2 separate regions of the Mus musculus genome follow, and region 1 is linked to region 2. Evidence: chromatin loops called from intact Hi-C (ENCODE). Cell type or tissue: left cerebral cortex. All regions are shown on one strand. Each heading gives the region's core, and the rest is flanking DNA. Links, peaks and the distances in the headings are about the cores only.

What was found. Hi-C counts contacts between places; a loop is a spot of excess contacts. Peaks named below come from ENCODE experiments on the same cell type or tissue, not always from the same donor. Only the 100,000 strongest peaks of a DNase experiment are listed, where the experiment ranks them.
Region 1: it touches region 2 in a loop (1.9-fold over the local background); 2 of 42 quality-filtered maps call a loop at or near these places.

What each region holds. Positions count from the first base shown.
Region 1 is chr1:178,982,460-178,998,342 of GRCm38, forward strand. All of the region lies in intron 10 of Smyd3 (SET and MYND domain containing 3), which reads right to left. Among named protein-coding and RNA genes, the nearest start is that of Gm46249, 210 kb to the left of the region's middle. In left cerebral cortex, for the core only: no CTCF peak of the experiment used is centred there; a DNase peak (open chromatin) is centred at 7,152.
Region 2 is chr1:179,033,804-179,049,686 of GRCm38, forward strand. Smyd3 (SET and MYND domain containing 3) reads right to left here. Exons shown (of 12, transcript NM_027188.4): 10 at 9,934-10,108. Among named protein-coding and RNA genes, the nearest start is that of Gm46249, 270 kb to the left of the region's middle. In left cerebral cortex, for the core only: no CTCF peak of the experiment used is centred there; DNase peaks (open chromatin) are centred at 8,206 and 8,375.

The sequences.
Region 1 (15,883 bases), core at 4,068-12,067, 52 kb before region 2:
GGCTATCACACCGTGCCTGAGCCTACAACACAGAAGTCCAGTTCCATATTCTCTCTCTCTTTTTTTTAATTTAATAGACTCCATGTATTTTTGAGTACTTTTTGTTTTGCTTTGTTATTTTTTGTCTTAATAGATTTTGTCTATTGTCTATCTATCTATCTATCTATCTATCTATCTATCTATCTATCTATCTACCTATTTATGTTTCCTGAGAGAGAGAACATGAAGCTGGGTGGGGAGGACTGATGAGGAGCTGGGGGAGGGGAAATTACATGATCAAAATATATTGTATATCTCTCCAAACATCACATGTTGCCTCAGCAAAACATCATGTGCGTCTGCATCACGGGACACAAACAGAAATTTCCACTTCACCTAACTGTTCAGCCATCTCTCCCAGGTTTACTCTTTCTAAAGTATACCATTCTGGAGTTGTAAAGACATTTATATCCTGCATTTAAGAATGGTTAAATAGTTAGCTTACTCAAAGTAATGTAACTTTAGAATGTTCTTTCACTTCTAAAGGAACCGTGGCAGCCACGCTCCTCATATCCTCTCTTCTATCCCCACACTTAGGCAACACTGACCTGCCTTCTTCCTTTATGGATTTACCTAGCCAGGATGTTCATATGAATAAATTCATACAATGTGTAAAAATATTGTATAAAAGATAATAAAAATAAATTAATTTAATTAATTTTATACAATTAGATCATTTTCCACTTTTCTTTCCTTTCTCCAACTCCTCTCATGCCCCTCATCTCCCTCTCAAATCAATGATCTCTTTTTCTTTGATTTTTTCATTATTACATATATATGTACACACACACATACCCAGCTGAGTTCATGTTTGTTGTTTATATATTTATATATGATGACTTCACCTAGTTTTTTTTTTTTTTAAATGGGCTGAGGATCTAAAAAAAAAAAAGAATTCTTAGTTAAATAAAAAAAATATGGCTGAGAAGTATCTCAGAAAGTATTAACCCACCTTAGCAACTAGGGAAATACAAGTTAAAATCTCTGAGGTTTCATCTCGCCCCAGTCAGTATGGCTGAGATCAAGAAAAGAACTGAGAACCCATGCTGTGTGAGGATATGGAGAAGGGACCCCATGTTGGAGGGACTGCAAGCAGGTGCTGCCAGTCTGGAAGTCAGGTCTGAGGAATCCTCAAGATTACAACAAACCTACCACAGGACTGGCTGTACCACTCCTTGGCATACGCCCGAAGGACTCACCATCCTACTGCATGGATACTCGCTCAGCCATACTCATGGCTGCTCTAATCACCACAGCCAGGAATGGAAACAGCCTACATGTCCTTCAGTGGATGAACTGAGAGTGAAAATGTGCATGTGCACAAGTCAGCTGAGAAGAAAACTGAAATCAGGAATGCTCCAGTGAATGGCTGGACTAGCAAAGACTACACTGAGTGAGAAGTGAGGCAGGCTAGACCAGGAAAGTCAGGCGCTCTATGTTCTCTGTGGTTTCCATTTCCAAATCTTCAGGTACGAGTGCATAACCTGGGCTAACTACAAGAGCCATGTGAACAGGGACCTGATGGGGGGCAGGAGAGGGAGTAGCAGGATAAGGTGATATGAAACAAGAAATGGAAGTTGGGAAAGGGGCTCCATCTGTGGAGGAGGGAGGGGGAGGAAGGGAGGTTAATACAGAAGGGGGAGGGGAAGGGTTAAATGACAGCAAACCCGCAAAGTTTATTGATGACGATGGCAGGGGCCATATTATTTCACATTCACCATTCTCTGTTATCAATGAGCACAATCATTTAATAGGTACTGCTTTTATCTATATCTTAAATTTTAAGTAGCTGTGGTACACAATTTTTCAGAGTCTGAGATCGCACGCATAGCATGTAGCTGGGATGGAATTCAAACCACCAGTCCTGACTTCAAAATATGCATGTAATATCCCGATTTTGCATGAAAGTGGATTCTTTTAAAAATGTAACATTTCTCTATGTGATTAAAAAAAACCTAGCCTTTTGCATCAAAAACAAGTAATTTAAAAAGAGTTAAAAGGAGTGAGCTTATTAATGATCTCCCCAGAGTTCTACAGGATTTAGAAAAGGAAATATATCTTTCCAATACTTCAATACTTGAGTCTTCAGAGCTTTTACTTTTCCGTCTGCTAATGAACGCTCCTCTGACAGAGCGGAGGGTCAGGGAGATGCAGCAGCTAACTTCTGCCCCTCCCTAGAACCCAAAATGCATGTCTCCCTTTAGACCCCAGCATTGTATACCCAGTTTATATGCTTCATTATATAACCAGTCCCTACTTGGAGGTTAAAAATCACTCTAACTCCTTCTGTGATTGGAGAAGTCTTTAGAGTCGTGAGTTATTTTCCTTCATACTTTCAACTTGTAAGACTTTTAACAGTTTTCTACAATGCAGCAGACACTTTGCCAGTGTTTTGATGTATTATGTATTTGCTTGTTTGTTTGTGTGTGTGTGTGCACGCATGCGTGCACAGGTTGGTATGTTACAGTGCATGTGTGACTAGTGCTTCCTTTATCGTTAGGGTCGCTTGTGACTACTGCATAGCATGCTCCAGGCTAGCCGGCCTAGGAGCTTGTGCTTTCCGGTCTCTGCCTCCTGCCTCATCAACAGAGCGCTGGGATCACTCATGGACACCACAGCACCTGGCTTTCTCATGGGCATCAGTGGTCAACCTGGTGTCATTAGGCTTGTACCTTCACTCCCTGAAGTCATCTCCTCAGCCGGCAAGCAGTATGGTTTTTAAAGGGCAGAAAGGTGATATGGGAGAGAGGATGGTCCAGTAAAGGGTCCCCCTGTTGGAAGCCATGTGTGTTTTGTCATTGTCTAGAGGAAAATGACTCAAAAATTTAAACATTTCACAGAAGAAGCAAACAATCAAGTTTATTTTATTTTGTTATTTTTGAGTATGTGTTGTGGTGGTGGTAGTGTGTATGTGTTTATGCATGTATGTGTGTATGAACATGTTCATGTTTATCTGTGCACATGAACATTTATGTGGAAGCATGAAGCTGAGGTGTAGGGTGTCTTCCTTGGTTGCTAGAAGGCAGAGACTCTTGATGAATGGAGAACCCACTGATTTGGCTACTCTTATAGCTAGCGTGCCTGGTGACTACCTTCTCTGTCTTCAGAGATTAGAAGGGGATTAGAACGGGATTAGAAGGGGTTGCCATGACTACCCAGATATGTGGGTCTGGGGGTCCAAATTCCAGTCTTCATCCTCACATTGAATGTGCCTTATCCACTGGGCCCATCCTCCTTGTCCAAAGACTGAGTAAAATTTGATGGTTTTGAGAAAACCTGGCAATGTCTTCCATCTTTCCCTCAAGTATAATGTATGGACAGCACGGGCAGCTTGCTATCTGGTATTTACTTACTCCATTACTTATTGGGTGGTGCTGGGAACTGAACTCCGATCCTTGTGAGCACCAGACAAGTGCTCTACACTGACTTACCCTCCCAGCCCTACCTTAAGGACTGAAAGCAGGGAGTATGACTGGCCACATAAGACAAAATTAGCAATCATTCAGTATACTCAGAGTTACAATGGGACCAGACAAGTTAGCTCCATTACAGAACTCCCAATTAGCTATTAAAATATCCACCAAGACACAAGCACAGATTTTAAATATTTAAAGAAAGATTTATAAGTGAAAAATAGAACTCAGACCAACACCAGACAGAGGGGCTGTCTAGTGCCTGAGTCCAGGATGTCTCCTCAACTACAGCTTTGCTGAGTGCAATGGGAATATGAATTCACCAGCCTGCCTGCGTGCTGGGAAAGACCCCTCCCACCCTCTGAATCCAGAAGCAGAAATTTAAGTCTAGACCAAGCAGGAATCCACACAACTGAGTGCTGTGTGGGAGTGGCTTCTGCAGCAGTCGTAAAGCCTTCTCGCCCCATTCTCTCCTCAACCAACGTGGACCTTTACTCTAGGCACAGACTGTGACTCCTGGGAATAACAAGGCAGAGAGAGGTGGGCAGTGGGAGGACTGAGAGGCTGGGTGTGTCAGCCTGAAAACTGATACAAACCCTGAGACAAATAATATGACAAGACAGGGCTAATAGCTAATGCGCCCTGGCAGAAGGGCATTTTGGATGCTTGCTTTTCAATCTACTTAGAGAGGCATGGCAACAGAAGATTCCATTTCAGTCAATAAGTTCCTAATAGACAAGAGTACATTTGACTACAAGAACTAGCTATACACCGAGTGTACTCATCCTCTGCCCACTTACAGATCTGATGCGGAGAGTCAAAGAACACTGGGAAAGGGCATTGGATCATGATGCCACTGGCAATACTGAAGTCTGAATCTTTTCCCCTAAAACGGATGCTAACACAAGGATGCCCACGGTCTCCACTCTGCTCAACTTAACTCAGTGCAGAACTGCAGTCAGTGCAGGAAGATGGGACAAGAGGGGGACACAATGCACACGAGAAGGGACACAAAGTCTTTGATTATAGATCATATGATTGAAAGTAGGAAATGGACAGAAAGTATCAAGCAATTTTAAAAATCATCCCAAGATGCCAGGCTTGGTGGCACAAACCAGCAACCCCAGATACAAGAGAGGCTATGCTTGAAGACTGTAAGTTCAAGGCCTGCCTGGGATACAGACTATCTCAAGGTCGGACTGGGCCACCTCATAAGCCTCAAAATAAAAAGAGCAAAGAGGGCTAGGGATGCAGTTTAGCAATAGGGAATTTATTTAGCATATGAGAGACCTTGGACTTGATCTTTGGTTCAAGAAAACAAAACAAAACAGAATGTTCCTGAAGTCAACTGAATTTAATAAAGCCAGAGGATACAAATTCAATAAACACAAACTAATACATATATTTTATCTATAACATGAGAATCCTAATCAGTGGGCAGTTAAAATTACTTAAGTATATATATATATATATATATATATATATATATATATATATATATATATTATGTTTTAAAAATTCTAGGTATGGCATGAATATGTTGAAAAGTGACATGATGCAGGTTAAATCAATCAGCACTCTAGATACAATGGAAAGCCACACTGAGTTCATGCACTGATATAGAAAGGCACGAACTCCCCATGATAGATGTTTGGCCTCCACCAGGCCAAACAATTCTTATCAAAATCCCAACATGAGTTTCTGCAGATCCACAGAATTCTAAAACTTGTACAGAAAGGCAAAAGACCCAGAGTACACAACACAACCTTCAAGGGGAAGACCATCAGGGAGCCCAACTATCCAACTATCGATTTCAGAAGAACAGTAACTGAGAAAGGGAACAGGCCTGTGTTCTCTTACAAGTCCTGGGTATGTTTATTCATGGCCCTTTGTTCCCAGGCTTCCACTGACCCCTGGGAAACCCAGCGTGGTAGGGATATATGCAGGGACTCCCAGATTTACAGCTAAACAATATGTGCTCCAATTACTCATGGCTGTTCAAGAAACCACTCCCAAATGCATAGACGTAAAACAATCAGCGCCCTACACTGACACACTTTGTATATCTGCATGTCAGAGTGAGTGTAGCATGGATAACTCGTTCCGATTCTATCACATCTGGAACCTCAGCGGGATGACCAGAGTGTCCGGGAGTGTTTCAGAACAGATAAAGGGGGTTCTATCACTCACACAAATGATTCTACTCGCACATGCAATTTTTCTAATGTGCCCTAGTGTGCTTCCTCCTGGGGGACCAAAAGGATAATATAGAGTATTTCACAAGCATCCCTTATTCCTAATTCCTATCTGTGGTTGGGTGATTCCTTCTAGAACACTCATATTTGACGACTGCATTTATCTAGGTTTATAGGAAGTTTCCCTTTTCATTACAATTACTTATTAACAAGGGATTTACTAATGTGGGAGGGTCATGGGTGGGTGCCAAGGCACAAGTGTGAATGAAGGTCAGAGGACAACTTGTAGGAGTCAGTTCTCTCCTATCACATGAGTTCTGGGGACTGAACTCAAGTCACTAGGCTTGGCAGAAAGTGACTTTACCCACTGAGCCAGTTTGCCAGCCCAAGTTTCTGTCTTAACAATTCTTGGAGACAATAGTGTGTTGCTACTTAAGCTTGAGATTGACAGTTGAGAGCAAAGCTCTGTAAAACTCAGCACTGCATTGAAACTGGTGGCAATGCTGGGCCAGTGGAGGTAATGGAACCTTAAGAAGGTAAAGAGGGTTACAAAAACTGGGCTTCAGTACCAGGGCCACTAAGTTATCACAGTGGGCTTAAGTGTGTGCTTTTAAACTCTGAAGCAATTTCAAAGCCACTAATTCCACCGACCACTAGTAACACTTGGGTGATTTATTATCAGTTATACAGAAGTGGAACCTGAGGTCCCAGGACGCTGTCTGCAAGTCAGAGAACTGAGATCCGAACCCAGCAGTTCTTCTTTCTATCCCATCTCGGGACCTCACTAACCCCTCCCCTCCCCACACATTTTGTTGTAGGCAGCTCTGTGCACTGGGTTAACATATAACATTTCCGATCAGTTTCAATAGCCCCTAATATACCCTGAATCTGCTAAGCATGGAAGTCCCCACAGCCCAGTATTACCCGACCACCAGGAGTCCACAGGCAGAGCCGAATTCATCACTCACCTGAGAGAAAAAGAAGCGTGTCAGAGAAACGTGAAACCAATGAGTCTGCCAGTGCGGTTGTTTCCTACAGAAAACCCAGAATCTAGCATCCGAGCAAATAGCAGAACACTGCTGTTGCCAATTGTGCTTCTCTTTGTAACACTATTTGCAGAAAATATTTATGACACTCTTCTATTTTCTCTGCACAAAATCAGAGAAAATTGAGAAGTGCCAGATTACATTGTCTTCAAAAATCCTGTCGTGGAGTAACTCAGCGTTCACAGGCTATTCTCTAAAGGCCCAACTGATCGCTAGCAGGCTGGTGGAGTAATAGAATTTGCTGGAAGGGGCGGGGAGGGGCAAAGGGAAGTGTGTTCATTAGAACAGCGTCTTCACAATGCCCATTGCATTCTCATTACTTTTCCAGATCACACACCATCTCCTGGGCAGAGCCATGGCCTTGCTAGGGATATTTCAGGGATTTTACTGTTGGAAGTGGGTTTTTTAACACTTGTGCAAATGACTGCTCTTCTTGTTCTAAATGGCTCGCTTCTGCTGGCAGGGAAAGGCATTCTGTCTCCTTCTCTCTAGAGTCCTCTGTGGCTGCTGTTTGCATAGAGTTCCCATTTCTTTGCACTCCCATGATTCCACAGTAGCGATGCCGCTTCCAGCCACTGTGTCAAGTCCAGCCCTGATGCTTGGCCGGCTCACATCAGCATTTTGCAATGAGCCTCATTTGTCTTCACTCCCCTCCATCCCTTGCTTCCTGACAACCTTGCTTTTTCTCTTTGGGCTGGAGACTTTCATAGTGCCTTTCTTATTGCCTTCCCCAGGGCACTTTCCCTTGATGAACATCTCCCAGCTTCCTTTAGATGGCTGAGCTCATCAAGGCCTTGGAAAAGGTTCACTTGTTAGGTGAACGTCATTTCTCCACAGCTGGGTTTTCAAAATCCTGTGGGGTACTTGAGAGGTTCTAACAAATATGGCGAAAGGCATCCAGCAGGCAGAACGAGCCTAACCCGCCGGGACAGCCCGAGAAGAGAAAAAATTTTTTTGGTTGGGGACAGGTTGATATAGATAAATCAAAATTAGACTGAAAGTGAAATAGAATATTTGGGGCAGTGGGAACAGCAGGCACAAAACCCTGCTCCTCAAGTGCCTACGAAGGACTCAAGAAATAGAATAAATAGGCAAGAGTGCCCTGAGCGCGGAACATGGATGTAGAAATACCACCATTATGCCTGCCGTGTGAATCACACACCGCACTGGATGCCAGACTACTGAGTCAATGAGTGGAGCTCAGAGTGATCTACTGCTTTGGCGCTATAGGTCCAGGTAAGAGAGAGCCGGAATCGGTCCCGAAGGTGACTATGCTACCTCTGCCTAGCTCCAAGTCGAGCCACCCTGAGCATCTGGGAATGCCAACACTTCCAGAAAACCCAGAGCCAACTACACACACACACACACACACACACACACACACACACACTCGTGTTTCTAGCCAAGGCCAGGCTAAGTTTAGAAGCAGTCAGAGCAGGGACTTCAGGCTTCCCCTGGAGTCGTGTGCATGGATAGTGCCAATTTTAGTTAAGATGGCTGGACATCTTCATGGACCACAAATTCGCTGAGCTAAAGCTCGAGGTCCGACCTGGAGTTAGACCTGGACTGCAGCCTGCTTCATCTCATCAGCACGCCTACTGGTTTCCACTGTGAAGTAAATGCACTTCCTGCTCAACTCACTCTATATTTCTGGACAAATTATTTTCCAGGGAAAACAGAGGTGGGTTAATTATTTAAATGTGGATGTTGTTGTTGTTAGGAGGATCTAAGAGAGGGGCTGCAGTGGGAGTCCTCACCCTGCCTGTGCACATTCAACATGATGCACCATGAGGAAGCCAAGTCTACACCAGATGTAGGGCCTCCCAGATACCCCAGAACACAGACACCTCCTTAGTCTGGTCACTTTTCTCCCTACCCACAGCGGATACCTTTGCTAAATTGCTCCAGGCATCTAATGGGGAGTGAAGCCAGGAAAAGGAAACTGGTATTTCACCTAGGAAGAGAGAGGTCTGTCCGGCACAGGAAGCGTTCTTCCAAATCCCCCATTGGGCCCCAAAGTGCCACTTGGAATGCTTGCTAATGCAAAGGGCTGGTTTATTTTGTGAACGCCAGGACACTGCAAAATAGCATATGAAAACTGCGGGAGTCCCAAAGTCAGGGCAGAGTGGCACTGTGACTTTGTCAGTAACTGAGGTTTATATGTTCATTGTCTGTGTTTTTCTTGAGTGGGGCCATGGAGCAGGGCTCTGCCGGGCGGATTATCATTTTCTGAAGGTAATGAGTTTACCTATCTCTTAGAAAAGAAAGGGAGAGAGGGGTTGGGGGTGGGGGGTGGGGGAGACTTGTGTGAACCTCCTGTGAGCATCGGGAGGCACCGGCTCTGCAGAAATTCAATTTATTCCTCTGCTCCTTTCTAGTCTCCCAGCCAGACTGTTGGCTAGAGCCACTCATCCTGTGTTTTGGAAATCACTGGAAAATCCTCAGCAGAGACCCCATGTGGCACTGCCAGCCTTATCCTGAGGCCTCATCTTCCTTCCCTGTGTGTGGTTATGTTTATGTCCCTCCAGAATGCCCGCCACTTCCCTTTCCTCAGAGCCACTCCCTTCCTCCCTAGAAGTTCTCACTGTCAGGCTCAGTGACACAGGACCACCTGATTAGACTGCTTCACAAAATGTCTAGTTTAGACGGGTGGAAAGAGGGGGAGAGAAAGAGAGAGGGAGTGGGGAGAGAAAGAGTGAAGGGGGGCAGGCAGAGACGGGGGAGGTGAGCAGAGAATCCTACCCATAGGCTGGATTATTGATACAGCTAAGACCATATCCTAGGACCCTCCGAGGGGTTTAGACATTCATCCATTTCATTAAGAAGTTGTTATTTGTTGCTTACAATAAATTCCTGTTACAGGAATGGAGGATGGAGGCAAACATTACTGTGGACATTAAAATTCACAAAAGTTGATGACTTAGCTTAAGTCACATAACATAACATACTGCAAAATAAGTCTGTATTTTAATGTTTTTTGGGGGGTGCTTAGAGCTATTAGCAGGGGTTCTCTTTGCTATCAGATTTCTAGGTTTTTATGCTTAATCTTCATGGCACAGGAGACCCCAAAAGAGGTGCGTTGTGATGATGGGCAATAAGCAAGCTCCTTATTCAATCTAGGAGGCCATATTTCCATCCTATTAACCCCTCAGGAACATGGGAGTTTGACGTTCTACTAGTTTATCCTTTCCTGGAGGTACCAGATCAATGGGGCACAAAGTGAGTCTGTCAAGATACTGCTAAGCAATGATTCATAAACAGGTCAAATAGTCTGTAGTTAGCACATAGCTTGGTTTTGTTTGTTTGTTTTTAATAAATGTGACCCTTGTAGCAGAAAGGGAGCCATCAAGCAGGGGTTGGCGTGGGAAGGTACATAGGACACTCACAGGGCTCCTCTGGCTTTGTCCCCTCACCTCTGTGGCTACTGCCACCCAGGGTTGGGATGATGATGAAATATGTCCCCTCATAGCTCTGACACACGGAGCAACACTCCCTGGCAAAGGCTTGCTTTCCAGAGGTGCAAGCAGCATGCTCTCTGTAGTCCTGTTCAGGAGACTTCCACCTGCTGCCTCATTTCTGGCCAGGATGGAGCAGTGCCAAAGCTCTCTGGGAAATGACCAGTGACCTACTTACCACAGGTGTCCCGATGTATTAAGACTTTCAAAGCTCAAGCTGTCACTTTCCTTATGTATGTATGTATGTATGTATGTATGTATGTATGTATGTATGTATATATGTATATGTGTATGTATGTATGTATGTATGTGTGTATTTAATGCACACATATGCCATCACGTTCCTGTAGACAACCACGGCCAACTTGTAGGTTCTTTCCATCTACCCCCAGGGTCCCAGAGATTGAAATCAGGTTGTCCTGCTTGGTCACAGCTTCCTTTAGCATAACTCATTCATCACATGGACCACGGTAATTTTTATATGGCATACACCTGTGCCTTTCTTTTCCCTCTCTTTTTAATCTAGTAATAAACTTGTGTATGTGTGTGTGTGTGAGTGTGTGTGTATGTGTGAGTATGTGAATATGTGTGTATGTGTGAGTATGTGAGTGTGTGTGTATATGTGTGAGTGTGTGTGTGTATGTGTGGTGTATGTGTGTGTGTGCGTGTGCTCTCGCAGATCCCTGCAGAGACCAGCAGAAGGCACCCGATCCCTTGGAGCTGAGTTACAGGCAGTACTGAGCTGCCCACTGTGGGTGCTGGGAACTGAACTTCCTCAGGAGGAGCAGTCAGAGCTCTTAAGCGCTCAGCCATCTCTCCATCCTCCTAGCTACTTTTAAAAAATGATTTTTGCAAAGATTTTTCTGTTTGACTGAATTCCTCAGTGTCATAATGCAATTTAATATATAAACATTGTTTTGTTTTGTTCTGTTGACTACAGCTTTCAGATTAATCAGTTCTATTCAACTCTCCCATTCTCGTTTTAATTGATTGGCCACTCACTCCAGAAGGCTCTGTTTCTCTTTAAGTGTTTGCATTATATTTAGGACTTTTAGTCTACTGTTTTGTTTTCATATGGAATGAATTTGCTGCTGTTGGTCGTTCTGACTGTCCTTGATGCTCTCTGAAGTGCAAACGTCAGAGTTCTTTGGAAAGTTGTTGGACGGTGTTTTGCTGGAGCAAACACATGCAGGAGTGTTTTCCTGAAGTGGACACAACTGAAAGCACGTTTTGCTAAAGCAGACATGTGAAGGAACATTTTAGTGAAATAGACACAGGTGAAAGGCTAAGGCAGACTTCTGAAAGAACATTTTACTGAAGTAGACACAGGTGAGAATATGTTCTGCTAAAGCAAGCACGAGAAAGGACACGTGATAAAGGATTCTTCGCTAACCACACAAATGTATCCATCTGCCTCATATGCACTGTTGAGTTCCATTTGTCAGGACTTCATAGAGAAACACACACACACACACACACACACACACACACACACACACACACACACACACACAAACTTCTGGTGGTGTGCTGAGGCTTCTTGCTGCTTCCACAGACTCGAGCTGATTGGATTGGCAGAGTGATGTCAGCTCAGACAGGCGCATGTGCTGAGGCAAGACCGGTGAAGTACACGTGAAGTTTGGAGGGAGACTGGACCGACAGTGAAGGGGGTGAAGCTTGGGTTGCTTGTATAGCTTCTTGGTCTCCCTTTGCTGAGAGAGACACAGCAGAGACGTTCTCCTGGTGTCGCTCTTGGTCCCTCCTGCTGACTGGTGCTGACTTGGCTGAGGCCTGGCTGTCTCTGCTAGGTAGCGCCACTGCTGCTGCTACCCTGACACTACTGAACTGAACTGCAGGCATATTCATGAAGTGTCTGCGAGTGGATCAAGCTGCCACTGTGTATCCTTGAACTGAACTGATTTCCTGGCAGTGCAGATGGGATTTGCTCCAAAGAACCATTCCTAAGCAGACCTACCTCCCTCATATCCTTTCTTTTCCACGACCTCTGGTGGGTGGTGGGCTAAAAGGGAGATTAAAACGTTTAAGAGCCATCATTAAAAGTAGGCTTTGAAAAATTAAAGTTACAGCTCTCTTTCCTTGTCATGAACAGAATCTCTGGTGGTGGGTTGAGGTATCCTACTCTCAATGACACAGATGGAGACCTGTCACTCAGGTAGAAGGTATCTTGTCTCTGGCCTGGATCAAGCCACATCTGGATCAGCTTACATCCGGATCCTATACCCCCAAGGACACACACAGGCTTCACAGGAGTCATAACTTCAGGGCCAGCAGCCTCCTGGCATTAGCACCTCCCAACACGGGTGACGTGGCTCTCTTACATCCCACTTCATACAGTGCACATATAGTAACCAGCACAAGTCAGGAGCCAGGGTGCCAGGAATCTCACTGTTGTCACACAGGGCCAAGCAGCCAAGGTACAGGCCCCATCCCTGCTTCACCGGTCTCTTCTTCAGCCTGACTGTTCATCCTGTTATTGGCTCTGGCTACACCTTCCCGCTTACCATTGATCTACTTTGCCTCTTGCGGCTGAAAGAGGGTTCTAATTGTGCCGTGAGACTGAGAAGCCCTCTGCCCACTCTGATTGCATCTCATCCTTTGACCAATGTGTACCAGCATCAGCAACTCTTAGTTCCGTGGTCCACCTGGAATTCTTTGCCTCAGGACCACATGCTCTTTTCAGCCATTCTCTTCCAGTCAAAACACCATTCTCTCACAGGCTTGTTTTCTGATCACTCCATCTTAGTTGCTTCCAACTCCAAGTAACTGATCAATTTTCTTCAGGCCACATTACAAACAATCACATGTCCCCCACATGGCAGAGACAGGCTTCCATCCTTCTGAAAAGCCCTACACATCAAGGACATTAAAGTTAATGCACAAACATGAAGGCCAAGGGTATCTACAGTGTGCCAACAGGGAGAGAGGGGAGGGGTAGGGGGTGGGGGAGGGGGAGGGGAAGGGGGGGGAGAGGGAGAGGGAGAGGGAGAGAGGGGGAGAGAGAGAGCGAGCGAGCAGAAGCACACTTCTTGGGATGGGATGTCTGACCTCTCTTTCAGGACTTAGATGAACAGATTATCTGGAACTTAAATAATTACGTACAAGAAGCAAAGATCCTGCTGTGCCAACACTTTACTGAAAATAAAATGCAATGCAGATTTACTACACAGGACTAAGTAGGAGGAGGAGACATCTGAATGGATGGTGATAAAAAGGTCTGGATTCTTTTAGCAAAGTGGAGCCCGATCCTTGTGAATCTGCACAAGAGTTCGGAGCAATGGCTGATAGCACTGACAACTAGAAGGACAGCACTAACCCCAGGAAGAGGCTGCCTGTAATGAACTGTGCTTATCTGAAGCTACCGCAGGTTGAAATTCAGTGAGACTAGATTGACAAAATGCGACAGGCACAGATGCTTAAGCATTCTGTTGGGATTGACAGTGAGTGTCCCGGAGCCTCACTCTCTTCTGCAAGTCCCCTGCCATCAAGAGATCCTGTCTCATCTCAAGCTGGGATTCCTAAGGAAATGACCATCCGGGTTATCTTTTGAGTTCTAAAGGAGGTGGATCCAGAGAATGCAGATGTTTCTTACTCAAGGACTGCTTCCTCTACCTTCTAGAGAAGTCTACCATCTTCAGAAACTATGTGGCTTTTTGTGACGTGGGTTCAAGGATGCTAAGCGGCTTGGATTTGCAGTCTGGTGCACAGAAACCTGGTAAGCTTCGCTGACCACTCACAAATGCCAAATGTTTCTCGGGGGAAGCAAGTTAGTCTAGAAAATGGAAGAATTCCTACTTAAAAAAAAAATGCAGCTCTCAGCTAGTATGGGCTATTTCAAAACCTAGGAGGCTCCTGGGGATTCTCAGATCCAGCTGTTTGAAGTGAATGCAGCAGCCCCCGGGTCCTTTCTTTCTGTGACCTGTGGCTTGGGGTCAGTGGCTTTAGCAAGCATAGCCTGAAGTTTAGCTTCCTCTGTGCTCACCATAGAGGTGAAAGCTTCAGTCTAGAAGTCCCTCTCCTCCCCTTTGAGCGCAGAGTGTCTGGGAAGCAACACAGTGAAGAGCAAGTTTATGTAAGCGAGCATATTCTGCATTGGGACGTCAATCCCTCGAGTGGACGGGCCACATACCGCACACTGCTCTTCATGTACTTTGACCCCAGACAGTGACAGAGGAGGCTCTGTCTGTCCTGCCCTAGATGAGTTTCTCCTTGATGTTTAATAATAGGCCAGCGAATCACCAGAGGACTGCTTGTGGGGCACCTCACCTAGATCTGTGTGCTGGGACTCACAGAAACTATGTGGGTCGCTGGCATTACCCCACCACTCTGAGGAGTCGTAACAGATCCCCACGGAGACTGCTATGCAGCTTCCCTCTGTGATGCGACCTGCTCTGAACCATTTGTCTTGACCATTTCCTTCACGTCTTGTTCTCAAGGAGCCCTCTTCCTCAGACCACAGGCGGGCACGTGGATGCCTGCCAGCCAAGAGCAAGTCACTCTCAGCCCAGTGCTCCCTATGAAGCCAATGGCCAGAGATGATGAGTCCCGAGGAATAAACCAGACAGGAATAGGGCAGACCCCTGAGGAATGGCCCATAGGGAGAGGACAGAAGCACAGAAGAGATTCTCTGTAGCCTTGGAAAATGGCTGCCTAGTTTACTGGTAACAAGGTCCTACCGCTGCAAACTGAGCAGGTGGGTCAGGGCAGGAGGGGTAACACATGGAGCTGCTTGGGACCCCAGCACTGCTCAGTTGTCCTATGCTTTTGCTATATAGTTTCCAAGGCCCTCTGCTTGCAGGTGACAGTAGAAAACCTGTCATCCCCAGGTTTTCCTGAATAAGACACCAGTTTTTCATACTCTTCTAGAGGATGGACTGAGGCTGTTTGTGGTGGGTCGTGCCCATGGCAGCCCCTCCTTGGGGCCTACTGTATGAAGATCCCATGATGGGATGTCTTTCTTTCTTTGATGTAATTTGTAACTATATGTTACAGTCTGCAATCATATCACTATAATCTGTGGCCCACACGACAGGATTAGCTAAGTGGTGACAAGGTTTGTGTGTGACTTTTAAAAGAGTCAATGCTACATCGAGCAGTATGTGGCACATGTGCCTGCCATGCAGATGTGCCTCAGTGAACAGGCAAATCATTTCTGTAGATCGAATTGGTTGAGAAGGACATCTGGAGTAAGGACTCATGGCAACTTTGCTCTTAAAGAACAATTTGTGCACACGCATAGGAAAAGAACAAAGCTTCTACTCTAGTAGTAATAGGGGCCAGAGAGCAAGTCATGGATGATCCTGCACCACCACAGGGGAATGAGAGGTAGAGGGTGGACCCTGGGAAATGGAAAAAAATTCCCGATTGCCTGAAGACAGAGTGGCTTTTCTTAGCCACTGTGGTTAAAGATTAATGGTACTCTTCTCATGGAAGGAGAAAGACCACAATAGGAAGTGCTTATGGCTCAGTGGAGATTGAATTTCACTAGCATAGGGGGTGGAGCCATCCCCAGCAAATTCTTTGCTCATCACGGAAGATCCTGAGCTGAAGAAACCCGTTAGGCATTGCTGTGCAGAGGCAGAGCTGGCGGGGTCTCATTTGGCTTTTATAGGCAGCTTTCTAGGGGAGAAACCCAGTAAACAGTTCTGTTTAGAGAACAGAACCATAAAGGGGTTTACTTTCCCTGGCTATGTTACATTAAACCAGAACCAGCTACA
Region 2 (15,883 bases), core at 4,771-12,770:
ACATAAGGAGGGGAGCTATACACCAAAGATCGAGATTGTATTCCTGTAAATTAAAAAATAAATTTGATGAAATACAAAATCCAATTAATGACCTGGAAGATAAAATCCCAGATAGCCTCTAGAACACAAGAGATGCAAGACATAGAAACAGCTTAACAAGTGACATCTTCAGAAAAACAGAGAAGACTAAATTAGAAAAGAAAATAGACAAATTTCAACAGGGATAATAGCAAGACAAGAGTCTTTAAAATAAAATGGACTTGCATGAATGAAAGAAAAAAATGCTTAGGCCTAAACACATCAAAGAGCCATTCCTGACCTCTCGCAGAAGGACAAAGTGGGCAGATCAAAGGAAGTCAGTCCGACAGGCTCCTGAGACAATGCTCGCAGGAGCCTGGCAACAGGTCTTTGTGCCTGTCATTGAAAATGACTTTGAATTGAGAATTTTATATTCACATCCTCTGTGGTGAGTGAGGGAGACAAGCCTCCATCTTCCATAGTCAGAAACAAGGGAAGCTAGCTACAGCTCAGAGGATGAGAAAATCTGCAGTATGCTGTTTGATGTTTCAAGGAAGCCAATAAAAGAATGATTTTTCTTTTTAATGTAAAATGTGATGAGGGTTGGGAAAATAGAATACATTTAGTTAGTTAGGCTTACCTGTTGCTTATTTATTGTTGTTTGTTTGTCTGGTTTTGAATTTGTGATGTAGTCAAAACTGACCTTCAGTTCCTGACAACTCCATCTTCCCAGTGTTGTAATTACAAACATGTACCACCACCCTTGGCTTACTTAGCGCTCTCTCTCTCTCTCTCTCTCTCTCTCTCTCTCTCTCTCTCTCTCTCTCTCTCTCTGTGTGTGTGTGTGTGTGTGTGTGTGTGTGTGTGTGAAAATAATTGCATTAGTAGATAAAAGTTTGAAAATGTTACTTAGGGAATCATAACAAATAGAAATGATGTCAGGAAGAATTCAAAAGAAGCAGTGAAGAGAAGAGAACCGCAGCAGAGGCAGCTGGGTAGGTGGGCTAGTAGGTGTCAGGCATCCAGACTGTAAAGCTCCAACCACACTGACAAGCAACTGCTGGCAAACTTTCATATTTGGAAACCATGTAGCGGGCTTTGCATGGGGCCTTGGTAACAGCAAAGTGACCTGAAACCACTATTCACAAGCTAGGGGGGACATTATCTCCATGAAACTTACTTTGGAGAACACTGTTTAAAGAACAAAGGCATGTGCCTGTGCTTGGAGCCCTGGGGACAGAGGGCTCATGGACGATCAAGAAGCAGGGCAAAGGGACTAAATAAGATTCCTTGAAAGGGATGCTGTGTTTCCATAAACCCAGATAAACTACATTGTATCTGCCCATCTCAACAGGGATTAGTGTCTGTTCTCATTAGTTATTTTTAGATTAAAAGCTATCTTCTCATTGAAAACTCGGGAGTACAAGTGGAGTACTTGCTTTCTTTCTGCTCTCTGGGTCTCAGAGGGCCTGAGCAGGACCCTCCTGGCTTTCCCATTCCCACATCCTGGTCAAGTGAAAAGGGCCACACAGTGCTGGCAGGCAACACCGAGCTTACAAACCTAATGCCAGCTTTAAAAAAGCAGCTCCTGCCTAGAATGTCCTCTTGGATGGTTTTAGGACCTAAAATCTATCTTCTTATGGTTAGAAACCATTTTAATTTAAAAATATATGCCATACAGCTAATCCTAATGATTTGTATATATTAGTATATACACAGATACCCTGCATATATACTGTGTAGAAGTAGATGTCATTTTGTTAACTTACTGCTACCTAAGCTCTAGTGTAGACTTCTGATATAACCCCTGCTCATTTTTGATACCCACCAAATGTTTCTGACTAAAATGATGTTTGTGAGCTTGGTTTTGTCCCCTGAAGTATTATTTATTCTTCCCAGCTTTGAATCCCTTGAAAAATATGATTGTGTAAGTTCTATTTATTCATTTTATTCACTCAGATAAAAATGATGACTTAGGACCATTTTTTAAAGGCCACTTAGAGGCATATCCCCACTCATTTCCCCCAAAGGGTCCATCCATCTGCTAATAACTAGGGAGCAGAAACAGCTGCTTCAAAGGTGTAACTAAATCTCACCAGTCCGTATTTTTCTATCTATAGAAAATGTACCAGAGACGCTTTCAGACTTCTTGCTGAAATCCAGGTGTACTCTCCTGGCGGCATCTCCAACATGAACAGAGCTGTCTACTGACTGAAATAGATGATACACACTAGGGGCCAAGAACCTTTGCAGAACTAAGTGGGCATGCCAGCTCTGTGACTTGTGTCCCACAGATGTGACCTTGCCTACATCCCAGATCCACCTTTTCCTTATAATTAAGTCTTCCTTTGAAGCAGCCGGCTTAGTCCACGTGAGCTTTGCTGCTGCCTCTAGAGTCTAGGAATTGGCTCTTGCAGAATTCTGATGTTGCTTTCTCTGCTGGTCTGGCTTGTTGGCCTTTGGATCTCTTTCCTCCCTTTCAATTCTTTTCTACATGACACTTCACCAGGTTATTTCTGAGTGGAAGAACATTGTAGGCACCATTCCTCCAGCTGCTGGAATCTACTTATCCTCTAAGCTCCTGGAAGATGGGCATCCCATACTAAACCTACAGTCCTGAGGGGCTGCCAGTGCCTGTCTCTCTTATAACAATATATTTAGAGAGACTCAAAAGTGGTCTCTGTAAAATGCACACTGTTAAACATGGCTCTGGGGAGCACAGAACACACCCTCTGTTTTGGGGATAAAGGGTGTGAACCAGAGGTGCTGAAAGCTATCTTCTTGTACACTGTGGGAAAGGAGGGAAAGAAGGACAGTATATAACTTGGACGGTATCTTTGTACCCTGGAGACTTTTGACCTGTCCCTGGCTGTAAAGCTCAGTGGGCAGCAAGTGCCCCTCTGGGTGTGTACATGTCAAGTTGGGTTTCTGTCAATCATGATGGGCTGGTTCAAGTCCATCTACAGTGGGAAGGCAGGGTTGGGGAGAGGAAAGTCGATCATAGCTCTCTGCAGTGTGAGTGTGGTGACTCTCTGCTTTATAATCAACCAAATCTGGTGTATCTGACAACATTCCCCTCACTGTGACCAAACACAAACCCCACCCACAATCATGTGTGACGAGAAGGGCTTGTTTAGGGTTGTGGTTTCAGAGGCCTCTGTCTACGGGTGCCTTATTCTGTTGCTTTGGGGCCTAAGATGAGGCAGGACATCAAAGCAATTACGTGAGGTAGAGCAAAGCTTCTTACCTCATAGCAGTGAAGACAACAGAGAGGGAGGGGAAGAAGGAGGGAGGGAGAAAAGAAGAGAGGGGAGGCGGCTAGAGACACTCAAGACACACCCTTCAAAGGCATATTCCTCCAATTAAGTCCCACCTTCCAATAGTCGATCAGCTATGAAATCATTAACAGATCAGTCTCTTGATATATAAAAAGCCACCATGACCAGTCAACTTTGACTACTGTGGGACCAAATCTTTGACTACTGTGGGACCAAATCTTCAACACATAAGCCTTTGGGGACATCTGATATCCAAACCAGAACTCAAATTCCCTCTGACTCAAAGGACTTTCTAAAGGAAGTAAAATAAATGTGCCTGAGGTTTGAGCTTTCGGCCATGGCTCTATCATTGAAGAACAAGTCATGAGAATATCAGCTTCTTCCTCTGGAAGGCAGGCCCGGCTAAGCCCTTCCTCGGTGGGGCTGTGAGGGTTACAAGGATGGGCAAGTTGCTTAGACCACAGCAGGCTCTTAATAAATCACAGCAATCAGCCTTGGGTTTAAGAATGCCGAAAGGTGAAGGAGGGCTCTTCAGGTCCTTTTACCTACTCGTCTAGAAAGCTGAGGCTAACAAATAGCTTAAGATGCTTTTATAGTTGGCGAACTCGATTTATCTCACTTTGGGAGGACATTACAGCGATGCTTCTCATTACAAGTGAGAGCACATTGTTTCCTCTTTAATTCTGAAGGGCAGTGTTAGTATGATTGGTGTCCTTTGTGTAGACAGAGCAATTTCTATCATCCATTTCACTCTCAGCAGAGCAGGGTGCTGTCTCCACACCCCCACCACTACCGGAGCTGGGGCCTCCCTTGTTCTGGGGTTCTGGCTGCCCATTGTCTATCTTAGCAGCTGGCTGCACCTCTTCCCTTGGATACATTGAACAATGAGAATATTAACCATTTTTCATGGCAGTCTGCTTTAACAAGCTCAAGGGCTTTTTATTAACTAGTTCAGAGGGTGTTTTTCTTGCTCAGAATAACTTGGCTATCTCAGAAGCTGCAACTACAATTTTGAAGGACATTTGCTTGCCATTTTCTTGCTTCTCTCAAGGACCTCTCACTGTTTTTTACAAATGCTATCAACGTTCTCTATTCTCATCACATTTATGAGGCTTGAGAAATCAGTTTGCTTTGATTTGCAATTTAGTTGATAGTCCATTCATCCAACCTTGGGGAACTTCTAAAAAACTCAATATGGATTTTATTCAGAATATACAAACAAATGGCAAGGAATTTGGTACTGACCAAATTTTTATAATCATAAAGTATATGCTTTATATGTAATTCAAATTAGTTTTAAACATTTTTAAGCCTTTCAACATTTTATCTATCACTTTCTCTACACACACACACACACACACACAGAGCCTACTTTCTCTTCCAAGAGGTGAGAAAAGGAAAAGAAATGGCAGCTTTGTAGTTAGCTTTGTGGGTAGCTGTAACCACAAGATTGATTCAATGGGAGGAAGACACCGCATCCCAAAGATTCCCTCAGATCAGCTACAATTTGTCATAATAAGAAAGGGAAGATTCTCTGTCAGGAGAGCCAAAGAGCTTCTGTAATACCTTGGGGGAAGAGTGAGAGAAAAAGTGAATGGAGATGGGAAATGTGTTTATTCCAGGAACGCTTTCATGAGTAGGAAGCCCAGAGATAATTTCTCAGGGCACACGCACTGCTCCCAGACACGGCGGAACACCAAACAGTACAGGTTTCCAGTGATTTGGCCCCAAGGGTGGAGGATGGCTTTCTTCTTGCTTGTCTGCCCACAGTGGTAGGATTTGAAGGAAAGTGGTATTAGGATCTTTGACCCAGCACAGAGAAGAGATGCCAGAAAGAAAGACTGCCCACCAAGACAAGTCAGACAGGCAAACAACAGGGTTCTGTAGTCTGCCCCAGGAGCTGGCACAGGAAGCAGCAGAACTCAGCAGTAAGACTCTGTCCTGAGCATGCGGAACCGGAGCTCGGGGCAGGCAGTAGGTGAAGGCGCTGGCTTCTTCCCTCAGCCAGCCAGTGTCTACATGGCTGGTTAGGAAGGAAGTCTCCAGGGTGACTCTAGTTGCTCCTACTCATGCTGACAAGGGCCACTGCACAACCATGGATCTCCTGAACTCAAATAGAAGCCCTACAAGCTAAAAGGCTATTTTTTCTTTCAAGAATGACAGGTGACTTCTACTAGGCCCAAACTCATGATGACTTGAGTAGATGCAAAAGGACCAATCCTTGGGATGGGTAACTTTTACAAATAGGGAAGAGCCAGTGTTTGAGCTGCATATAGACCACCAAAAATATGGGCCAAATTCTAATCCTCCCATAATCCCTTATTTGCAGACCTCAAAATGAGACCGCATTTGGGGGTAGGATTTTTAAAGAGGTTATTGGGTTAAAATGAAGCCTTTGTGGTGGGCCTTAATCCAATCTGTGGCTTTATAAAAAGAGATTGAGACAGACAGAAAAACCTCTGGGGCACCCCTGTGCAGAGGGGTGCCATGTGGGGACACGATGAGAACGTGTTGTTGTGAAATAATTTACTAGGCTATATCAGACTGTAGCAGACTGATGTCAAACTGGCATGCAGGGCCAGCAATGCTAATAGCTGCAGACAACCCAGTCTATACCAGGACCAGCAATGCTATAGGGATGGTCTCAGCTGTAGACAGCCCAGTCTATACCAGGGTCAGCGATGCTATAGGGATGGTCTCAGCTGTAGACAGTCCTGTCTATGTCAGGCTTTAAGGCAACAGAAAAATGAATGAAATATTAAGATCTGTCAATGAATCACAGGAAAAAAAGCACTTGAGATCCGAGGAGAAAATTGTATCTTGTATCCCTCACTGGTCCGGCCATTTCCTTGGGCTCTCGGTTAACTGTTCTCTGGAGAAAACGCAGAAGTGATGGGCTAGTCACAAAAGGACAAGCAACATGGCAGGTGATGCCACAGCCATGTAATGTCAGCATCTCCTGGGTTACTGATACCTCCTGACTTGTAAACATGTCATGGCTGCCAGTCCCCAGCCATACTTTCCTTCTCCTCCTGCTGACCCTATTCTCCCTGACGAGAAAGGACAGATACCTGTCTAAGCTGGAATCGGCTCCTTTCATTGGCTTTTTCTCCCCGGCACCCCTCCTTTCTCCCAGCTCTCTATGGCATAGGACCATGGACATTTGCACCCAGGCCTCCAGTGTTCTTTCCATTGCTTCTTCTCTGCATTGCCCCCAGGTGACTCACACTGTGTCATTACCAGGGGCACAAAATACTATTGTGACCAAAATGAATATCAACAAATCTCACCATAGGCTTTGATTAAGGGGATGGAGAAGGCCATGATATATTTTGAAATAAATTTAGATCAAGGCAACTATATTACTACTACTACTTAAGGATGATGATGATACATGATCAGAGTCATCTTATTCATATTCCCTTGTGGACAAAGTGACCTTGTGGTGGGTAGGGTAAAATTTGGGGATGATAGCTACCCAAATTTAAAATGAGCATGACTTGAAATAGAGCAGGCAAGCAGTTGGGAGTTTGTACTGATATGCCATGAGGATCAGACCACATCAGCACACGAAGAGGAATCAAATGGTTTGATCTGAACCGTAGCATGGTTTGACACAGTGAACAGATTGGAAATCAAACTACGGCACGATTCTGGGATAGCACCATGTATATCTGTTGAGAGAATGAGGTATGTTTTGCCTCGGACATTTTGCCTCAGACATTTTGCCTTGTGGAAGACTTAATAAAAAAAAAAAAAAAAAAGGTCTGTAGTAAATTGCACCATAAAGTTAAGTGAGATCTATTGGGTAAAAATAAGTGAGTTGCAAAGCAGGGGGTTGAAAACAGTGGGCTCGACAAAGATGGGATCTGGACACACTGTCCTCCAAGGTCAGCAGTTGAAGCTTACCCAAGGTTACGGTGACAAAGTGCTCAGTCGAGGCTTGACCTCAATCCGGGCACGACAAATAGCACATTGACATTGTCAAATTATTCCTGCAGATGGTAATCCAGTCACAGATCAGTAACCCAGGCCTCCCTAACTGTCCGTGTCCTTGGCTAAACGGCAGCAAAGGCTGGCCTAGAGCAGCCACAGGCCACTGTGTAGGTGACTGACAGCACATGAAAGCCATCGCCACCTGCCATTCCCTTCCTGTTCCGAGGTTGACAGGGGCTCATGGGGCATCTCACCCATTGGTCTGTGCTCCCCATATCGCTGTCCTGAGCTAAAAGGGAAAGGGCAAAGTGTGTTCCTTGAGTCTCTTAACTGTGTGGGTTCTAGACTGCTCATCAAGTTGGCTCTACAGTCCCTCTGATGGCAAATGGCACGAGTCCTACTCAGTGGAAGTGGGCCAGGGCAGCGTGCTGCAGAGCAAGCCCTAGGGAGAAGAGAATGAAACAGGCTTGAAAACCTGTCTCTGTGTACGAGGACAAAACACACATTTACCGGGAGAACGTGATTGGCCAATGCCACGAAAACGTAATTGAAAGTTTCTCACACACGAGGGAATATGCTGTGGAGGACGTGGCCTCATCTATGCAGAAAGTTTCTGTTTGACGTGAGTGCTCGCTGGTTGAACTGCCAGCTAAGTGGGGCTGGGTCAGTGCTGTGCAGAAGTCTCTGCACATGTACAAAAGAGGATTAAAATGCAATCAGAACTTTGAGAGCTTACTGGTGGGGCAATCTAAAGGGCCATTTCCAGTTGGCCTTGGCAGGGTAGACTGGATGGCAAAGTGAAGGAAAAGATAAGGCAAGAATCTGCTTCAAAAGCCAGCCAGACAAGGATGGGGGACTGTGCTGCCACAGAGCCCTTGGAGAAAGGCAGAATTTCTCAGTCTGCAGCTCCTGGCCTGGGTCCATCCATTCACTGTGCTGCATGTGTTCTGGGCTCCCGAGGCCAGGCCCCAGCCTTCAGAGACTGCGCCAACCATCACAGACTGCTTGCCACGTCAACGCTCAGTGCGGCTCTGAGAGAGCGGCCTTATCTCTCTGTATTTGATTCATTCTTCCAGAAAACCCACAAGATTCCTCACCCCTAACAGACATTCCACTGCTCATGGGAAAGTCTCTGGTCTCAGCCCTCCAGGCAGCATCTTACACGTTAGATTAGAGCTGACTCACAGACAGCTCCAAAGCTGTTCACCACAAGGGAACAAAAGCAGCCAGCTGCCAAAGTCTGGAAACACCCATGGGTCTGGAGCCGCTTGGCTGGCTTGTGGGTCTCTGACACCTACCTGTTTACAGGGGCCTTGGCTATCTTCAGGTTCTTCTCAGCCCAGATCTGACTGCTGGCCTAGGGTCACACAGGATGGATATCTCTCTTGATAGTGACAGCCTGGATCCTAAACCTACTTCTATTCTTGACATGCAGATTGAGGTAATTTCCCCTCCCTGCTGTCTGTCACCCGAGGCTCCCCTCCAGGGAGGACAGGCAGTGCCCCACCTGCTTCACTTAGAACCACTCCCTGTACCTGTTGTCCCATGTCCCAGAGGTCTAGGTCTGGATTCTCCCCGTGCCTCACCCTCTTTGGCTAGGCCATGTATGTATCATCTGTAGAATGGGGAAGACTACACCCAGGAAAGGTGTCCTGCTCTGCAGACACGGCCCCCTTTATATCCCATGTAGCCACTGTCTTCATTGTGGTGACCTGCCCTGTGCTGGGCACTGAGTAACTCGGCTCTCAGATTATTCATCTGCCCTGCATCCTCACCGCTGGCTTGTTCTCAACCTCGATTTCTCTTCTTTGTCCAGGGAAAACTGTTGCTGTACTGCCCAGACCTTTAGCACTTGACTTCAGCCTCCCTTTCCTCTCGGAGCTCTTCCACATTACAAGACCACCTAGCACATACACACCTGGAGGAGCTGAGCATAGGCAGGAAAAAATAAGTCTCCATCAGCTATGGTGGCATATTCTTGTAGCCCAGGCTAGGAAAGAGGGCAGAGGGAGGAGAATCACAAGTTGGAGGCTAGCCTGGGCCATAAAGCTAGGTCCTGCCTTCAAACACATGCACATGTATACACATACACCATGCTATGTACATATGCACACATGTGTGCATGCACAACACATAATGTAATGAATCACTCGTAGTTCACCAATAGTTTCTTCTCTGATCCAATGACTCACTGGAGAAGAATAGCCTCCGATTCTCTTACCTGGTCACAAGATGGCTACAAGGGCCAACAGTGTGCACACAATCACTGACAAATGTGAATTCTGACAGAGGAGACCCACCACCACTGTTAGCCTAAGAGCATCAGATCTATCACCCTCACCTGCATAGTCGATCCAAAGAGAGGACTGAGCCATGTGCTCCTCTTTGGCCCCTCCCTGTTTGTCCTTACACTGCAAGCCACATACAGTATTATAATCACCCATTCTCACACAGCAACAGTATTTAACTCATTTCAGAACAAGCAGAGGTCAAGGATCCTGGAAACAGCTTTACCAGTGACTGTCGGATATGTGAAGAAACGGGAATGAATGAGAGAAGGTTTGGTTTTGTATGCTAACTGCTGGTAGGAATGCTTGATGGGACAGCAGTCTTATATCAGTCAGAACAGCGGCCATCCCATCCCAAGCCCACAGTGGAGGCAGCTGAGTCCCAGCCCTGCCCTGCCCTGCCCAGCACTCACCGGTACGGCTCCATGGTGCGCATGGCGTAGAACAACGCCTCCTCCAGCATCCCCAGGTTGATGCAGGCATCCATGGCACAGTCGAGCACCTTCAGCTGGTAGATGTTGATGTCGGGAAGCCGGTTGGAATTGCTGTTTATGATCGCCTGGCACAGCGCCAGAACCTGCTCCCACTCTGTTATTAACTTAGTTAAGGCCTCATTGTCTTCATCAAGAAAACACAGAAGTGAACAGAGCCGTCTAAAGCATGAAGAGTTTCCAGGCATGGGAGGGGGGAGGCTCCCATTATTTTGCACAGAAGGGCAGCCTGGAAAACGTACTTGAGAGACAAAAACCCATTCAAGTGACATCTTAGCAAAATAAATTCTGTTTAACCAACAAACGAGTCTCTAACCCGGCCTGTACTTTAGCAGAATTAAAATTCCCAAAGAAACAAACAATCCCTCTTCACCCTTGTATATCTTTCCTTTCAACTTAGTTGAGAAATGAGCAAAGGTGTTTATTAAACTGGACTGGAGTTTTTAGTTCAGCTTCCAATTGTTTACTGTGGAATTATTTCTGTTTAAAAGAATCCCTTGGGAGAAAGGGGAAGCATGCACTTGCTTCTGACTCATCCGAGTCCCGGACATGCATGCAACCCAACCTACACCAGTGCACAGGCCTGCGGCTGGTGCAGCTGTCTGAAGAAACACATTTGTTTGTTATAAAACAAGGCGAGCCAAACCTATACTTAACTGAATACATGTATTCTTACTTGAAACCCAAACACTGAAAGAAAATATTAAAGTCTGGGTGTGATGGTGCACGCCTTTAATCCCAGCACTTGGTAGGCAGGGGTAGTTGGTCGTTCTAGGCCAGTGTGGCCTACAGTGTGAGTTCTAGGACAGCTAGGACTACGTAGAGAGACAGACAGACAGACAGAAAGAGCGGAGGGAGGGAGGGAGGGAGGGAGGGAGGGAGGGAGGAAGGGAGGACTTCAGGGACAAAGATGGAGAAGAGCCTGAGGAAAAAGAGATCCAGTGACAGGCCCAAATTGGTACCCATCTCAAGGGGAGGCCCCAAAGCCTGACATGACTACTGATGCTATGATGTACTTACAGACAGGAATCTAGCATGGCTGCCCTCTGAGAGGCCCTACCAACAGCTAACTGAGACAAAAGCAGATACTTATACCCAACCAATGGACAGAAGCCGGGGACCCCTGTGGTTGAATTAGGGAAAGGCTGGAAGATGCTAAGGAGGAGGGTGACCCCGTAGGAGGACTAGCAGTCTCAACCAACCTGGACCCCTGAGATCTCTCAAATACTGAGTCACCAACCAGGCAGCACACACTAGCTGGACTGAGGCCCCCAACACATACACAGCAGAGGACTGCCTGGTCTGGCCTCAATAAAGATAGATAGATAGATAGATAGATAGATAGATAGATAGATAGATAGAAAGAAATTATTAAGAAGAGTTATTTAAGTGTACCTTGAAGAAGGAAACATGCTGTTTTAAGAACAAGGAGACCCACTGCTTAGTAACTCTGACTTTCTGATTAACCATGTGCCAATTAAGGCAGTAATGAGTTTTGTGAGGCTTCGGTGATTTTCCATTCCCCATGCGCTGCTCCATGTTCCCCAGAGTGGCCTCAGACCACTGGCTCCACTAACCCATCTGTCTCAGTGTCCCGAGTAGTTGGGCCTACAGGGGTGTGGTATCTGGTCTAGCTTCCATCCTCACCTTTGCAGACTGAAACTCCATCCTCTTAGAGAGGCAGCTGGAGTCCTGGGGCTTCCTCCACTGGAGGCGCGTGTGTGCACGTGCGGGACTCAGCTGGGGTCATCGCAGTCTGGCACCCTGATGTGTTGACCCTGGGCATCTCCCTGCCCTCTCCCACCACTACTCCGCTTTGATGTTAGAAATCCACTTGGGGAAAACATTCGAAGACTCAAACTATAGAAGAAATGGTACAGAGAGCCTCATCTTCGATTAAGCTTGGTTCAAATCTAAGCTAGTTCCACCCTCCGTCAGAGTTGGAGCTTTGAGACAGTCAAATGCTTTGAGGTAGGCTGAAAATAAAGTGCCCGTCTCAGTAAAAATCAAATAAAACAATGAGTCTTAAAACGGAGGGAAATCTTTTCTTGTCCTCTCATGAGCTAGGCGGAGTTCTCAGGTGTCATGGATACGGCTGGAAAGTGTGCAGAGCACATGGCAGAGATGTACCTTCCTCTTTCCTTCCGGTCACAACCCCTGAGCCTGACAAGCTGAAGAGTAGAGGAATGGAAGACTGAGTCATTTCTCCTCCGTCCCATGCACTTCCCCTAAACTTTGACTCAGGTCCTCTTCATCAGTGTCCTAACACAGCAACCTCACCCTGTGGCCTGTGTACACCCTGAGCCCATGGGTACAAAGCTCCTTTACTCCTCTCCACTGCTGGTGCCTGCATAGCCCTGCTCCTGAAACACCAACAGTGGCACCTTCTAGCGACCAAGCCACACCTGGGAACCAGGAATGTAAGCAGCTCCCAGGAGAGACGTTTCCTCTCAGCTGAGGCACACCACTTTACTCCAGAGCGCCATTTCCTTAGGGAGAATTTCAAGCTGAGGGCCCTTTATGTCACCTCTTAGGGTGAGTCCTGGCTCGGATCCCAGAAGGGGTTCGCGTACTGAAGACAGTGATTTGAAGTTATTGACAGTTGGTGATTTTCCTTTGTATGTGTGTGACACGGACGTTTCAAGTTTGCTGAACGAATCCCCCAGAGGTTGGGGGAAAGCGGTTTCTTAGGCAATACGCTGATTTTGAAACAGATTGCCGTGCTAACCTCTGTGGCTTTTCATTCCAGGATTAGATGTTTGACAAACTGTCAGGAGGAATGGCTGTCTCTTACACAATGCCAGACATTTCTGTGGCAAGGCTTGAGCCTTGTTGTAACATCGCTTGCTGGATCCCCATTGTTATTGTCTTCTCATTTCCATAATGTGCTCTGTCTCATCAAGAGGATGAGGTGGGGTGCCTTGCAAGTGGAAACCAGATGTGATAATCTGTACTCACTCATAGGAACGAATCTAGCCCCCCCACCTCCACCAAGCAGCAAAGGACTTCATACCAACCTCCCTCCACATTGTTGGAAACCATCTCCTGGCAAACAAGGTGAGACTTCTCATGTACACCGCTCCAGGGTCCAGAGGGAGGAAGAATTTTAGCTACAAGTCTCTTCCTAAGCTAATGCAGTCATAGATCTGCTCAGATTTAGCCTTGCCACCTGTGGCATCTACTATAACTGCTCATCTTTTGAGGTGCTGAGCTCTGAACTGAAGGGACCAGAGTGCAGGATGGGGGCTTTCTTTCAAATGCTCCAAATGACTATAGGAGGGTGGGGACAGACAGATAGACAGACATGGGAATGAAGTCGCTTGAGGATTAGTTCAGCTTCTTAAGACAGGACGCCAGAGCAAGGTCTGTGAACATCTAGTGATGCTACTCTGCCTAGCATCATTCTGGGCCGCTTTGTATAAAAACTAACTCTGTGCCCATTCCCGCTAGCTTCTTTCCTCATGGGTGGCATGCTGGCAAGCACCAGCATCACGTCATGTCACCTTCTGTGTATCGTCACGTTTCTTACCACTGAGATGCTCTCCCTCATGGCTTGCCAAAAATCCCACTCACCTCCCCAGATACAGTACAGCTATCACCTCCTTTAAAAAGCCTTAATCCCTGTCTTTGTCTTTGTCTTTCTCCCTCTCCTCTCTCCCCCCTCCCCGTATATATGTATATGTGTGTTTACCAAAGTCTGTATTGCATTATTCTGTTTTGCATGATTAAAATGAACTATCTGATGCAAAATATCACATGAAGCAAAGACAGGCTTGTGAGTTATGGAGGTTCAAGTCCAAGTTTCAGGGGCCCCATTGATTTGGCCTCTGGTGAGGGCACCAGAGGGCACTGGTGGGAGTGGGTGTCAGAATAAGCGTTCATATTTCAAGCCTGGAAGCAGAGACAGGCACAGATGAGGTCCCCTTAAAGGCATTCTCCCAATGGCTTCACAGGAGGCTGTTGTGCATTTAGGTTAACACTTGTATTATGTTAATTGGGTTCCCAAAACTGCAGGAGAATCCCGCCCATGCTGAGGGTCCCTGAGCCCAGTTGATTCTGATTGTTAAACAATGGCTGCCCCATGGCTGGGCAGGGAGACAGAGGTGGGACTTTGGGACTAGTGGGCAAGGGGAATGGAGAGAAGAAGGAGGATTTAGAATCACCATGCTGGGAAAGGAGTAAGGTCCAGGATTGAGAGCTGCAAAAGAGAGGTATATCAATCATTCAAGAGCCAGGGAGGAGCGGCCCCAGCACACACACACCCCCGCACCCACTGGGTCTAGGGCAGCAAAGATGGACTATAGACTTTAGTAAGTAATAACTCAGGAATGTCGAAGGAGAAAATGTGCTAGCCTCTTGGAGGTTTGGGAGTGGCTCCATCACTGAACTGCTTTGGGCATATTAAAATATAAAGCTGTGTGTGTATGTCTTTCATTCGGGAATCCAGGACACTGGAGCGGGTACTGAGGAATATGCGCTGCTGCCACTGGGTGATAATCACCCACGGCCACAGCGGGTCTCACCTCTTAAGCGTCAGCCATAGTCCTCACTAGAGGCACCCTGGGCCTCTGACACATGGATCTTTGAGAGCGACTCATCTGAACCACAGCACCTCGTGCTTGGCATGATTACCGTCCCACTGTGTGGGAGGTGTGAGTGCTAGACTGTGCCTGGTCATTTCTGCCTCTATCACATGGTGGATGAAGACTACCCAAATACCTGGCAGAATCAGTTTCTATGTAAGTCTCATCCAGGTGAGACCGAAAGGCTTCAGGGTCTTCTATGGCCTGACTTCTGCTGTGTAGGACCTCAGAGAACAAGACATCCATGGCAGAAGAGCAACTTCGAGTCTATGAATGCCAACCCAGAGCCAACTGTTTTCCCCATAGCTTCCATCAAGCTGACAGGTGGAGTTTCAAATTCCTCCTTAATTCTGTTCCATTCCTCATAACGAATTTAATTTCTCTACAGGCCGACTTATTAAAGCCATACCCAGACTGAATGACTAGGAGAGTCTACATAGGCTCAGCCCTGTGCTACCTCCTTTCTTATTTTATATTCTAAATTTCTATGACTACAGCCCAAGATCATAGTTGCCTCTGGAGAGTTAGAACATACTCATACACTTTATTAAATTTCGCTATTTACCAAAGCAATAGGGTCCTTTCCTGTGTTCAGCTGCCAAGTTTTATGCAGATTTATGTCCTTCAACTTCTTGCCCCAAATAGAAGACTTTCTATACATTCTTGTTGAAGTTCATCTTCTGGAATTCAATAGCCATTTAAGTGGCCAAGGATCTACTGAGCTCTTGATTCTACTGTCTCTCCTCTGTTTCCCTTCCATCTCTACACATGCTTGGAAAGTCTCTTTGAAGTACTGAATCAAAGGTGCAGGAGACAGAGCCCCCCAGAGTGACGTTTGTATCATTTGATCATCGAGTAAGATGCCTGGATCTGCTAGTATCCAAATATCCTGGCTACTTCTTTTCAAACCCTCTAATGAAATCTAGATGCAAACTTTACATCTCGTAGTAAATCCATACAGCAGCCTGGACGTGGCAGCCTTCTTTTCTATTTCTTATTAACCAACTATGAGTTCATTGCTCAGACTCTTTAACAAACTTACCTAACTACTGATTTCTGTAACTCACAATTAAGAGGAGAACCGCTCACCTACCTATCTTCTCTGTCCTTCACGATTCTCTAACATTACTGATTGGGTAGCTTACTTGCAGATTTCATTCCTGCCTGGGGGTATGGTCAGCACAAAGTGTCTGATGAGCCTCTGGTGATCATTTCATAGTTTAAAGTTTCTTTCATACCTGCAGTTCCCCATCACACTTGTGTCCACATGGAATCCTCTAAGGACAGTG